Regions from separate parts of the Mus musculus genome. Here region 1 is linked to region 2. Evidence: chromatin loops called from intact Hi-C (ENCODE). Cell type or tissue: heart. All regions are shown on one strand. Each heading gives the region's core, and the rest is flanking DNA. Links, peaks and the distances in the headings are about the cores only. Region 1 has its middle 2.6 kb from the start of 1700001G17Rik. Region 2 holds the start of Bend6 (BEN domain containing 6).

Region 1 (2,910 bases), core at 325-2,824, 240 kb before region 2:
AGGAGAGATACCGTGATTAGAATGAGGACACCATGGAAATTTAAGTGAAATCACAAAGAATAAAAAGAAAACAAAACTAAATATCTGAATATATAAAAACATAAAGCTGGGCGTGGTGGCGCACGCCTATAATCCCACCACTTGAGAGGCTGAGGCAGGCGGATTTCTGTGTTCAAGACCAGCCTGGTCTACTGAGTGAGTTCCAGGACAGCTAGGGCTACACAGAGAAACCCTGTCTCGAAAAAAAACAAAAAAAAACAAACAAAACAAAAAAAAAAAAAAAAAAACATTAAATTGTGCAGCTAACAAAACAAAACAAAACAACAACAAAAAAAACATTAAATTGTGCAGCTAAAAAAGTCCCCAGAATTATTTTTCAGTCAGAAAGAGTATGAGTTTATTAGAGAAAATGTTAACAGGAACTGAACAATTAGCTCATAAAAGTATGAAAATGTTTATTACTACTGTCGGCAATGAAATTTTTTCCTTGCAAAATTGGCAAATATTTCACAATAAAAGAGCTCACTGTTGCCACATATGTCGTTCCCTTGAAGTCCCACCCTCATTCCTTATGATCCCCATATGGTGCCATTATTTTCTCCACACTCTGATTATAAAACAAGGTCTCACTATGTAAGCCAGGCTGGTCTGAAATGGCACGTGTAGATCTGGCTGACCTTGAACTGACAAAGAGCTGCTTCTGCCTCACCAGTGCTAGGATTTAAGGCACGTGCCACTGTGCCCGATTTATTTTTATGTTTATAACCCTCTACCACAGACTTTTCCAAACATGAACCACTAAAAAATATTGTCTTCTTTAAAAAAATGCACCTATGAGTCAGCCAATTTTGTAGTTTCAAATGATTTAAGGCTTGTTAAGAATTCCCTGGCTATTTGATTTTAAGCTTTTTTTTTTTTTTTGACAGCCACTTTGATTTCTCTTCATGTACCCCTTTATACTATTAGGGTCCAAGAATTGCTAAAGAGAGACCCTAGACTCAAATGGCATGCAAAGGTGCTTATTCTGCAGAAACTGCCAGCAAACAGCATGGCATGAATGGTCAACCATTCATCCAAATGTCAACGGCTTGAGGGGCTCATAAGCCCCCTTTGATGCAGGGCTAGGGGAATTTTCCAGAAGGGTAAGGTAACCTCTAATGTGATTGATAGGAGTCAAAGCAGTGCCATTAGGACAAGTCTGATTGGCTGCTATATTAGTTCTATTATATTTAGTGAAACCATGAAGAGTTTCAGAGACCAGCTTGGCTGCGGCCTTGTTATCTCCTCTGGCCAGGTGTCCCAGAAATGGAATCAGCTGGAGACTTATCCTCCCTAAGTCAGGGCTGTCACTGATCAACGGCCCATTGTCAGTGGCTTCCTTTGAGGAGCTTGGTTTGCTTCCCAGGGAAGTGAAAATTCTTATCCCCAAGGTGTTTGGACCTTTCAATACAATCTCTTAAACGCCTACCTTCAAAGTTAAAATATGACATAAGTAATGTCATTTTATGACTAATTCATAAAGAACTAGAAAAAATATGTTTAACCACACAAAAATCTTATTATGCCATGGAATAGCTGCCTTTACAACATACCAAAAATCTATTTTGTTTTTGTATATATATATTGGTAGGGGTGGTTTTGAGTATTTATGTGTTAAATGCATTGACAAACAGAGGCCAGAAGAGGGCATCAGATGCCCTGGGACGAGTTACAGGCTGCTGTAATTCACCAGGTGGGGGCTGGGATTGGAACCTGAGGGCTCTGGAAGAGCAGAGAGTGCTCAGGACTGCTTGAGCCATCTTTCCATCCCCCTAAAAACCTATATTTGATCTCAGAGAAGAAAATAGGCTGAGTCTATCAGCTATGCCAGCGTCGTAATTTCCTAGTATCAGGGTAGGTCACTGCACACTATATAAATTGTTTTCTGTATCCAGAGGCAATTGGAAGGTTGACATCCCTGTCCCAGCAATGATATGGACATCTCAGAGATGCTGTCAGTGAGCTCTCATACATCCATCTCATCAACAATGATGGATTAATATAATGGCCCCGGCAAAAAAGACTGAGCAAACTATGGACACTGATTTCATAAAGGGAAAAATATATATATACACAAGCACAATTTTACTTTCGCTAAACCATAAGCAGTCACAAGCAGGGACGACTGTGCCACTTCTGTAACCACAGCTCCCGGATTCCAAGAGCCTTTAATAATTATTTATGAAACGAGATTGATGAGTCCTGGAAAGATGCTGGGTTCGGCTTCACATTAAACAGATGGTTTGAATCAAATGTGACTCTAACCTAAGAAACTTCGAGCACTCATCTGAAAACTGTATACGCATTCCTTCTGGAATGACTCGGCTCCTCAGTTTATCCCAGAATAAAGCACAGAGCACCTTTTGCAGCATAATTTCCATGAATCATTGCTGAGCACCAAGCACGGAGCCGCTGCTGGACAATACCAGCTGCAGACCGTCTAACCCAGCTGGCATTCACCCGTAGTTGACGTCGTTGCCCCAGAACTATTGTGTGGTGCATTACACAGTTGAGGGTTTAGTCGCCATATTTGGTTAAGTCAGAGTGCATCCCTGTTCTTTTCCAGTTTGGGTTATGTTATCCTAAAGGGAGGATGTGCTAAGGATCTTTACCAAGAGAGCATCTGTGACCACAGCCCTTCCAGCCCTGCTCACATGGAGTCACAGGAAAAGAAGTCTTTCCAGCAGAGTGGCTGACCCATAAAAACTTGGCCACCTTCTGCTCCCTCCACCCTCCTGACTTCATTTCCTATTTCCGAGAGTTTGGCTATGGAAAAAGTCTAGAAACAACCATCCCGTTCTTTCTCCCTTGGCTTCCATCAGTGAAGGTCAAGAGAGCAGGAGAGGAAACATTCCCTTAAGAGGTACTACG
Region 2 (2,910 bases), core at 308-2,807:
GCGTGCTGGGTTCTTCCTTTCGCGGTGTACCACACTTTGCAAGATCTCGGGATTCTCTTCAACCCCCCCCCCCCGCCCCCCTGCATAGCAGATAGGAATACAGTTTCTTACTGCAGTGGGCTGCAGTGTCAGGAGCCCTTCAGCTCTGTGCACGGGATGCAGAAGTTCCAGACAGCTCTGCTGACTGCCAGGGACCCGTGAAGCCTGTTTGGCACCCAGTGCTCCCCGCAGTCTGACAGTCAAGAGTCTCACCTTCCTCAGTGTCGGCAAGCAAGGTGCTTTCCATCCTCAGCCTCAAACAACAGAATGAGTGGCATATAATAGCAATCTGTATTTGTTTTAGGAGGCCAACATGCAAATAAGAGCACATTTTCCTGTGCTTTCCGTGCTTATGAACCTGGCATCAGGGCTAAGCAACATCTTTCCGCATTTCTTTTAATGCTCACACTTGATAATACATCATTCACCTATCAGTCACTAATGGCTACACATTTTTGCAGAACTGAACAGTTGGTTTCATATAGTTAGACAACAATACACACATTCCTATCGATTCTTCAATTGACTTTTGGAATTTTACGAATTATTTAGTTTCAAGCCAGTTACTAGAAATTGCACAAATGTAATATTTCATTTGTCATATGTCATATAGTTAATTTAAAAAATACAAGTCAATGAAAGAAAACAAATCATCCAACTCCCACAGGGAAAGCCAGTTTGCCTTAGGGGCAAGCAGGGCAGAGCACTGCACTGGCCCGCTAAGGCCGCAACACGCTGCAGGCGGCCACTGCAGCTTTGGCTTTCTCGCCAGGTGGCAGAGGCCCTCCGCAAAAGAGCACACCGCAGCGCTCACGCCTTGCCTTCTTCGTTGGCACCGAATCAGCGATCACTGTCAAGTGTCCAGCCCACAACTGCGATACAGTTTTTGCGGATTGTAACGGAATGTAAGGGAAGCTGGAAAAAAACGGCAAAGGGGAGAAGGGTGTGTACCCGAGTGTGACCGATCGCCGTTGTCTGACAGTGCCTAAAAATTTCTCCTGCAGTATCTACAGGCCAATCAATCACCAACTTCCTTCATCCTTCATCATGTCAGATCCTTACATCTAAAATCACCTCTCCCTACAAAGCCAATAAATGAATCAGGGTTCTTTGACCGTGGCAGAGCTCACGTCTGGGCTGAGAATCAGCACCAAGTTTGGGGGTGGTAGGGTGCAAGCCTGCAGACCGCGGCGTGCCGCCTTTCCTAAGATTGGACCAGCTTGGAGATGGCCCTTCCAGGTGCTCGCGCCTCCATGCGCAGGGACTACCCCCGCCCCCAAACCAAATAGCTCACCCTGCTGCATCCTCCGAGCCCCAGCCTCCGGGCGGGCTCAGGGAGGCGGGAGCCCGGGTTCCCCCCGGCTCCTTGGCGCCCCCTGACGTCGGCCTCCAGCAGAAGGTCCGCGGAGGCTTACACAGGCGAAACCCGGGGGTCCCCGCGCACCGCCGCCCGGCGCGTGGCCTGGCGGGCCGCGCGCGCACCGAACCGACCTGCTGGAGGGCGCGCGCCGCTCGGTCCCGGCCCCAGCCATGCGCGCGCGCCCGCACCCGCGCCGCCGCTGCCGCCGCAGCCCGTGACGTCACCCACCGAGCCCCCCGCCGGCTCGCCGCGCCCCGTCCCGCCCCACGTGCGCCGGCTTCAGGACGCCGAGGCCCCGGGCGGCCACCCGATGATGCTCCCAGCCGGCTGCGTCCCGGGCGGGGCTGAGCCCGAGAGCTGCGCGCGGGCTGGGGCGCCTGCGGAGGGAGGGGCGCGGCTCTCGCCGCTGCGCCGCGTGCTGAGTCATGGCGAGAGCTGCCCGCTGCTCTCCATCAGTCGTTCCGGGGCCGGCGCGGGGTGTGCAGCCATTGGGCCGCGCGCGGGGCCGCGAGCGCCGGGCTTGACGCGCTGAGCCGCGCTCGCCCCTGTCCGCCGCGCCCGCCCCGCGTCCCGCGCCCCGCGCCCCGCGCGCTCTGCAGCCTTAGCCCCGCGCCGCACGGCCCCCCGCCTCGCCCGCACCATGATCGCCGCCGCTTTCCTCGTTTTGCTGAGACCCTACAGCATCCAATGTGCTCTCTTCCTCTTGTTGCTCCTGCTGGGCACCGTCGCCACCATCGTCTTCTTCTGCTGCTGGCACCGCAAGCTCCAGAAAGGGAGACATCCGATGAAATCGGTCTTTTCGGGTCGTTCCAGAAGCAGAGGTAAGACACGCCGCCGCTGGGTTCTTCTGGGCAGAAGCGAGGTTCAAGCCTTCTCTGCCTCTTCTGCCCACTCAGTGCCCACTCCTCAAGCTAAGTGCATTTATTTATTTAACGCGCCCTGGCCCTTTGGCCTCACCTCCATCCTCTGAGTCACCAGGTTTGGATAACCACGGAGATTCGGAGGTCCTGGAAGGAAGGATCAGGCTCCGATTCTTAGGGTCAGTTTGCTAGAGCCCAGAAGGTAATTGTAGGGGAGTCCTGGGCTGAGGTACTCGTATCTTTGCCAAGCCTTTGCTGGAGCTTAGGAATAAAAAAGTAAGGCGTGATGATATGGGCTCCCCTCTCCCAACTTTGCTGGAACTTCTTGCAGAGAAATCACCTTAGAGACAGATGGTCCAATACTCTCTCCGCCCCGCCCCAATATGCCCACGGAATTGGAGAGAGACACCTAGAATGTGCTTTCCCGAATCCAGGTAAGTGATCAGTAACTCTTTAGGCTGAGAACAAGGAGTTAACGGAGTCTCGTTTTCCCTCTTTTCTCCCCAGATGCTGCTCTGAGATCTCATCACTTTCGCTCTGAGGTAATTTATTTAGCGCACACTCTCAAGGTCAGAGTAGCTTTCTTTCCTGAGTACCAGCATTAATCATATACGTGTTTAAAAAGCCAGTAGGGCACCGAATGGGAAGCCT

What was found. Hi-C counts contacts between places; a loop is a spot of excess contacts. Peaks named below come from ENCODE experiments on the same cell type or tissue, not always from the same donor. Only the 100,000 strongest peaks of a DNase experiment are listed, where the experiment ranks them.
Region 1: it touches region 2 in a loop (2.3-fold over the local background); 4 of 42 quality-filtered maps call a loop at or near these places.

What each region holds. Positions count from the first base shown.
Region 1 is chr1:33,670,994-33,673,903 of GRCm38, forward strand. No RefSeq gene overlaps it. Among named protein-coding and RNA genes, the nearest start is that of 1700001G17Rik, 2.6 kb to the left of the region's middle. In heart, for the core only: a CTCF peak has its summit at 1,679 (motif pointing right); a DNase peak (open chromatin) is centred at 2,748.
Region 2 is chr1:33,906,233-33,909,142 of GRCm38, forward strand. It overlaps Bend6 (BEN domain containing 6), which reads right to left and starts at 1,389. Exons shown (of 7, transcript NM_177235.3): 1 at 1,334-1,389. It overlaps Dst (dystonin), which reads left to right and starts at 1,993. Exons shown (of 103, transcript NM_001276764.1): 1 at 1,993-2,220; 2 at 2,767-2,801. The coding sequence starts at 2,040. In heart, for the core only: CTCF peaks have their summits at 769 and 1,416; DNase peaks (open chromatin) are centred at 1,399 and 1,639; H3K4me3 peaks cover 2,171 bases; H3K27ac peaks cover 1,455 bases; H3K27me3 peaks cover 123 bases.